3 separate regions of the Homo sapiens genome follow, and all the other regions are linked to region 1. A link is a loop called in an ENCODE intact Hi-C map of the cell type or tissue named here. Cell type or tissue: endothelial cell of umbilical vein. All regions are shown on one strand.

Region 1 (2,500 bases):
ATTACAGACATGATTAGGGCCCATGCAAACATTCTGGAAGGGTCAAGGCAGGATGTGGGGGACCGGTGAGGAATCTCCTGCAGCAGTCAAGCAATGGTGGCCTGGAGAGGGAGTGGACGTCAGGATGGATAAGTGGATGGATTCATGCACTCGTCCTTAGGAGGAGGAATGCACAGGACTTGGTGACAGCTTAAGTGTAACAGGTGGTGGAGAGGAGAGGGTGAAGTCCGGCTTCTGGCCCAAGCAGCTTGGGGGACAGTGGTGCCCCTTCCTAAGACAGGGTGCATCTGAAGAGGAGAGACTCACAGGCTGAGGAAGGGGCTGGGGTGTGGGTTGGTCATGCATGTGGGAAGGTGCTGAGCCGAGTTATGCGTGTGTTGAGTCATCTAAGTGGAGATGCTAAGAAGGGGGCTGCATTTACAATCAGTTCTTCCAAAGAGGGGTCCAGATGAGATGCATGGAAACTAACACCAGGGGACGTGACACCTTCACCTAGGGGAAGACTACATTGTAAGAAGAGAAATCCTCAGACAGAGTCTAGGGAGCTGCGATCCTCAATAGCCAAGCAGAGGGGTGGTGGAGGCAGCAGAGAAGGCTATGCAGGAGAAGCCTGAAAAGCAGAGAGAAAACCAGGAGAGGCTGGTGCCTCAGAAGCCCAGGGAAGAAAACAAGATGCAGAGTTTTAAACTTCACAAAATGCCACTCAGAGGGCAAGAAAGACAAAGTTAGGACAATGTCACTGGCATTTATTAAGACGCAGGTCAGAGGTGCTCTTTTCAGGAGCAGGTGTGGCTGGGCATGCAAGGGCTGAAGCGGAGGAGGGAGGTGACACCATGCACACAGCCCAGGAGGCTGCCTCACTCACACCCCACTTGCTTAGCCCCACTCACTTAGCCTATTTCCTTCACAGCCATTATCTTAATGTGTGCTGTCTTGCTTCTTTGTTTACTTGTGAATTGCCTTCTTCCCTTAAGGTCTGTTAGGGCGAGCTCCTTGTCTGCTCTATTCACAGCTGTACCCCAGCACCTAGGAGGATGCTTGACACAGAACAGGGATTCAATACCTGTTGGGTATTGAATGAATGAAACAGAAGCAGAGTAAAGTCTGGCTAAGAAGTGAGGAGGGGGAGAGCTGCAAAGCCCAGAAACTACCCACAAGAATGAGCCAGTGGTGAGGAGGAGGGGTGGGTTACTGTCCCTGGGAAGTGGGACCCCCAGTTTAAGTGGAGGCTTAGGGCAGAATCCTGGACACTAAAAGGAATGCTTAAAAGGGAATTTGAGGCATTTTCTGGTCTGAAAGACATCCGGCCCACATTGCTTTCACTTAGGTCATGTTCCCCCAAAGGAAATCCTGAGATAAGGATTCCTAGATGAGTGATTCATTGAAGAAATGTCCCCAGAGTGGTCGGTAGGAGAGTGGAGAAGCAGGACAGAAAGGGGAGAGGCCAAGCCAAGCATGACCTCAGGCCACATCCCAGCCTCAGCCTGACCCCAGGGAGGGTCCTGGAATGTAAACCGAACCTCCTGCAAGTTTGTACACCCCCACCCCCCACTGCCAGGGCAAGGTGGCTGACCTTTCATATTCCCACCCTAATTAATATTGGCTACAGACTGTCATGGCCAGGACAGAAACTCCCAGCCACTCCAACTCTCTTGGCAAGAGGGTAATCCTTTGAAGAAGGCGATGGGGCAAAGCTTTAGAAACAGAGGCTACAGAAGCTGCAGGATGGGCACACAGAAGTGGCCGAAGTGATCCAACGCCATCTGAGCAGAGCGCCGGCAATGTCTGCTACTAAATTGGGATAGAGTTTTTTATGGATTACCCTGGAAGAGCACACCAAACAAACCACTTCATTCTGAGGGCCTGGACGGTGCAGGGATAGCTACCATTTAGAATCGTTTCAGTTTCTATTCCGGTAAAGAATCCTTCAAAGAAAGACATCGAGGCTCTTACAGTGCAGAGAGGTGCTCTTCTTGGACAACTATAGGGTGTGAACGTAGCACAGCTACTAAAAGTGAATGTGACACAACAATTAAGAGAGTATGGTGAGTATTTAGAAATACTTAGAAGTCAAAGCATAAAAAACTGGATAACTTGGGTTACATTCCTGAGACATGTTTATTATTATCACAGTACTGTGATATTGTAGAATCTGGAGAAATAAAATCAATTGAAATAAAATAAAATACATCTACCAACTACCATTTACTGAACACCTGCTATGGATCCAACTCTGTGCTAGAAATGAAGCAGCATCTCCCTTGCTCAAAGCTGATTTTCAGGCTGGGAACTAGATGGGGCTCCTGAAGCAATTCAAGAACAAGGCAAAAACAGATCTATGGAGGTCACATAGGATGATGATTAAGAGTTGAGCCAGGCTCAGCAACTGCCTAGGATCACTCCCATTTCTGCTGCCAGACTCTCTGTGCCTCAGTTTCCCCATCTGAAAAATTGAGATACTAAGAGTCTTTACTTCACAAGATTCCTGTGAAGGTAACAG
Region 2 (2,500 bases), 53 kb after region 1:
GCCACATACATTTTTAAAAACGGATTATTAAGAAATAAATGCCAACCTTTGCAGAAAAAAACACATTTCTCTCTGTCTCTCATTGAAAACCAAGGAGGCCTTCAGAGACTTCACCTTGGCACAGGCCAGGTGGTTTCACCCCACCCTGCGGGGTCTGGCTCCAACCTGGCAGCTGTTTGCAAGGACAGGCCAGTCGTCATCAAGGCCCTATGTCTCTGAGCAGGGGGTCATGGCCATTGTGAGTCAAAACCCACACAGAGAACACTGGCCTTTCTGATGCTGGCTGCACCACTGCCTTGCAGCTTTCTGCAGAGCCATTAAACCATGAACTTGGAAGTCAGTCAGGCCAGGGTCTGAACTCCAGCTCCTCTGCCTACAGGCTGTGGCCCAGGGCAGGTTGCTTCATCGCTCTTAGTCCGAGTCTCCTCATTTGTGAAATAGGGGTAATAATAGTATCTATCTATCTCTCAGCGTTGTGGTCAGGATTAAAGATAATGCACAGAAATGGTTCCACAAGCTTGGGACGTGAGTCACACTCGGTAAATGATATCCATTGTTATTATTCTTTAGGAACCATTTTCTCAGCTTCCAGGTTTTTTTTTTTTTTCTCTAGTGTTTCCACTGAGAAGATCAAAATTGAGGCTGGGGAGGCTGAATTGAAAATTATAACATCTAATTGTTAGGAGCATTTTCAATGTTCCATGCACTCTGTTGGTAGTATTTACATGTTTTATCTCAGTTAATCTTCACAACAACATATCAGCCAGGTACTACAATGAAACCCATTTTACAACAGGGAGATCCAAGGGTGAAAGAAATAAAGTAACTTATCTTGGGAAAGAGGTAAGGAAGGAAAGAAATTGCTTGGTAGACTGGGTAGGGGTGGGGTGGGAGCCGTTTTAGAAAAATTGTGATGGAAAAAAGAAAGGGAATATTAAGAAGTGTCTCTGTGGGTTATGAATTGGTTCCCTCCTATGTTCTTTCAGAGGCACAAGTGAAGACTGGAATTCTTTTTAATTAGTAGCTCCATCATTGTTATGAGACCACCTAAGTTTAGAGGGCATAGTTAAATAGGAGGAAAGTACTTTCACCAGAATTGCAAACTGTGTCCTACAACAGCACACAAAAAAAAACCCCTCATATTAAAACCAACCACAACAATGACCTCACCGTATTAAGTCCTGTGATGCATCCTGCCATGCAGGGCACATCCTGAAAGGGGAGAAGAGGCAACTAAGGCCTCCAGCTACTCAGCTACACTTAACCACAGTAATCCACCCCTAAGTTTCTCCTGGGGCACAGTTCCTTTTTGTTCTCTCATTTTTGTCCTTTCTTTAATAATGAACGTGTGACTCAGAGGTTTAATGAGTTACCCGGAGAAGTTAACCAGAAGGGAAGCCCATTGAGCAGAGGCATAATTAAAATTGTGAATGGACAGAGGAATACAATCATTGTGGGAGACAGGGAGCACAGGAATGACTCACGGGTTAGGTTGCTTAGAAAAGGGCCTCCGGGACTTAAGTTATTTCTGGGGAAGATCTGGAAATTGAAGGAAAAATCTGGAACTCTTCTACAGTCAAAAGATAGAGAGGCGAGCTGGGACCTCTCCTTTCACTCCTGAATGATTTAGGCTTGTAGCCGGGACTCACTTCCAGCGGAAGGTGAAGAACAGTGAAGGCTGAATTCCCCAGGGAGTCATTACCTCCTCTGGTGCTAACACCACAAGTGTCTAATGTCAACTACTTCTTGGTTTGGACGTTTCTTATAGCAAATTATAACAGTCAGGAGAAGGGAAAAAGCAACGACAGCATCATACTGGATTTTCACTCTTTAGCCCAAACTCAGAAATATTTTGCATCTGTTGAGGCCTGACAGGCAGAGAAACTAAGGAACATAAGCACACACTGGAGATGGGGCTGTTGTAGTTAACAGAAAGTCTGCATGCAAACTTGAGGCCCATTATCTGTTTCGTGTATGAAACGGTCCAGGGTGCTGTGAGTTCTTAGGAGAAATGGAGGCTGATCCTAAGCAAGAAAAACAATACTCCCTAGGTCAGGATCTCTGTAGAGCACCAGCCACAGAAAGCACTTTCCACCTAGGAATCTATTCCAAGAATTTCTGTAACTAAAGCCAGTTCAGATCAGCCATGCTAATGGAGCAGCAGTACAACTTCATCCCAAATATCACATGGTCTAAGTATTAGGATTTATTGTCTTATTTCCATGCTTGTGTTGATGCTTGAAGAGGGCCAAGATTACCCTCTCTTTCCTCCTGGAATACAGAGGCAATCACTTCAGCAATGTGGAGAAGCAGCGATGAAAATAAAAAGAGACAGGAGCCCAAGTTAGGTATGAAGTTTGAAATCCATTTTTAATTTTGTTTGAATATAAGCTTATATGGTTTTTGAACAGCGCTGGGAGCAAATTATTGAAGCTACAATATGAACCATGGAGGAGAAGGAGTTGGAAGGTGCTCTCACTTTCAGATCTTGCTCATTTAA
Region 3 (2,500 bases), 190 kb before region 1:
AAAGTAAGAAATAAAAGGCCCCCAGGAGCCTATGGCCTGCAGCAGGCTTGGTAGGCACGGACACCTTCCCCTCTTGCAGTGTCCTCCCACCCCCGATCTGCGCCCCAGCCCAGAGCATCACTCCCTCTTCTGAGCTCCCACTGCCCTGAAAGCACTTGTTTTCTCTTTCTGGGTCTGCTCTTTGTCCCTGAATAGGACTGCCAACTCTCAGAGAGCAGTCTCTGGCTTCTGCAAGTCCCTGAGCCTCCTGCCTGGGGCTCAGCTCAGAGAGTCACATGCAGTCGCTGCTCAATAAATGTTCTTCCAAGTAGCTTTCAGCCACGAAAGTTTAACTTGGAGAATAATGGGGCATGTAGAGCTCTGGATTCACAGTCAGCCTCTTTATCAGCTAAATGACCCTGGGCAAGTTAACTTTTTATGTAAATGAGGATAATCACCAAATACCCCAAGGTTCTGCAAAATTATATGGTGATTTTAACATTATTGTTTCCATTATGGAATCATAGGTGGAGACAAGAGTCTATTAAATTTGTAACCTGGTACTACAGTTCTTCCCACAACATCCAGCCCCCTGGATGTTCGGCCTCTACTTGAACTCTCCAGTGACAGGGAACTCACTACCTGCTGGGCAGCCCATGCCATGTTTTGACTGCTTCTGAGCATTAGAAACTTGGCTTTCTATTGTTTTAAGACCTGCCATGCTGAGCTCTGGAATGCAGGGAAATGAGTGGGTGATGAGCAAGCCTGGGGGAGGGGCTGGAGAGAGCTGCAGGATGATGGTGGGAGGGTGGCAGGGAGCTGAGAGCCCCCCGAAACAATGCTGCTGGTCAGTGGGCCACAGGCTGTCAGCTCCCCTTCCAAGAGAAGCTCCTGATAATGGTGCCTCATCTGCTCATGGCTTCAGAACCTGCCAGCCCTTCCAGAAGACTGCCTCCTGCCCAGGGCTGCTCAGCAGCTGGACTACAGGGGCCCGGGTTCTCAAGCCCTGATGTATGATTTATGACTCCGATGAGCTCACCAGCTCAGGGAGGGAGGGTGATCCGAGGGGAGGCTGGAAGAAGGCTGGTTATGGATTTTAACCCTCTGATGTTACTGGCTGGGAATTTAACATCAATAATTCAAGGCAGTGGGGAGCAAGGGATGGGAAAAAGGCAAAAGAGAGAGGGAGGTGGGGATGGAAAGGGAGAAAAGAGGAGAAGAAGTGGAGGACGGGAAGAAGACAGGAAAAGAGGCAAAGATGCATTTATTGAGTGTTTCCCATGGGTACCATGCCACCTTCGCCTCCTTTAGCTCATTTAAGACTCACTGAAATCTATGAGGCAGATACTGTCACCTCTAATGACTGGATAAAGAAATTAATGCTCCAAGAGGAAAAGCAAAGATTTCAAGGACAGCAGGGGGGATGAGGGGATGGGATTTGGATCCATGTTTGCTGATTCCAGAACACGGGTTCTTTCTACTACACCTTGACTTTAGAGGGTAGCCAGGTCAGGGGACACAGAGGGTCCCTGCTGGCCTCAGGACACCTGGCCCCAGCTCACACTCTGGGGCTGACATGGGGAGAGATGAGTCTGAAGGGCTTGGCCCCTGGGAGAGAAACCAGCCACTGGCCTTCTGGACAGCACCAAAACTTTGTTGCTGAAGCTGAAAAAATTAACTGCTATATTTAAAAGCATTGTTCAGTTGCTATGGTAACAGAGGGGCTAAGAATAATATAAAAAGAAGATGATATGCCAGGTTGTCACTGGCAACCCAATTTTAAGGGTGTGTGTGTGTATGTGTTTTAAAAGGAGTTTTCTGGGGGGAGGTGTTGAGGTTCAGACTGTCTTCCCCACTCCCTCCGGCACCATCTGCCCCAGCGACATGTCCAAGGTGCAGCCAGGCCTGGCATCTCACTGGTCTGCTGGCATCGGGGGAGCTGGCACACCCTGGCCCTGAGCCTAAAGATAACGAAGGCTCTCAGCTCCCTAACTGCTGTCCCCTCCTGGCAGCCCCCCACTGCCTGGGCTGCTTCCTTCAGCTGCGGAACCCCAGCCGGAGGCACCTCTCAAACAGATGGCCCCCAAATAGCTTCTTCTCTCCGACCTGGGAGCTTTCAGCCAGCCTGGCAGACTCCCTGGGGACCACCAGGGAAAACAGATGGTCAGGAGAGAAGAGCAGGAGACAGATTTATTGATCTGCAGCATGGATGTCAGAGATAGGAGGCGGCTTGGCAGATCTGGGCATGGGGCTGCCCTACTCCCTGACGTGTCCTGGTGAGACATGCCAGGTCCAGCCTGAGTCTTCAGCCTGGGCCCAGGCGACCTGAAGGGGACCCACGGCAAGCCTGGGGAGGGTGGGAAGATGGATGGGGACTGGGGGTCCTCACGCACCAGCCAACTGTTTGTCAGGGCTGTGATGGCAGCACCCATGGGAACCATGGGAAGAACTGGGTGGCAAAAAGACAAAATCCCCAAGGCAGTTTATTGACAGCCAAGGATTAGAAAGAGGCCTGGTATTT

What was found. A loop is a pair of places that touch in the nucleus more often than their neighbours do. Peaks named below come from ENCODE experiments on the same cell type or tissue, not always from the same donor. Only the 100,000 strongest peaks of a DNase experiment are listed, where the experiment ranks them.
Region 2: it touches region 1 in a loop (7-fold over the local background); 6 of 110 quality-filtered maps call a loop at or near these places.
Region 3: a loop joins it to region 1, with 3 times the contacts of the local background. A loop is called at or near these places in 2 of 110 quality-filtered maps.

What each region holds. Positions count from the first base shown.
Region 1 is chr1:41,900,923-41,903,422 of GRCh38, forward strand. The region is part of intron 1 of HIVEP3 (HIVEP zinc finger 3); the gene reads right to left. Among named protein-coding and RNA genes, the nearest start is that of HIVEP3, 17 kb to the right of the region's middle. In endothelial cell of umbilical vein, no CTCF peak of the experiment used is centred here; a DNase peak (open chromatin) is centred at 1,369; H3K4me3 peaks cover 423 bases; H3K27ac peaks cover 2,415 bases.
Region 2 is chr1:41,954,372-41,956,871 of GRCh38, forward strand. It overlaps a transcript of HIVEP3 not described here. Among named protein-coding and RNA genes, the nearest start is that of HIVEP3, 37 kb to the left of the region's middle. In endothelial cell of umbilical vein, no CTCF peak of the experiment used is centred here; DNase peaks (open chromatin) are centred at 480 and 1,240; H3K27ac peaks cover 2,173 bases.
Region 3 is chr1:41,713,105-41,715,604 of GRCh38, forward strand. All of the region lies in intron 1 of HIVEP3 (HIVEP zinc finger 3), which reads right to left. Among named protein-coding and RNA genes, the nearest start is that of HIVEP3, 200 kb to the right of the region's middle. In endothelial cell of umbilical vein, no CTCF peak of the experiment used is centred here; DNase peaks (open chromatin) are centred at 737 and 977; H3K27ac peaks cover 1,498 bases.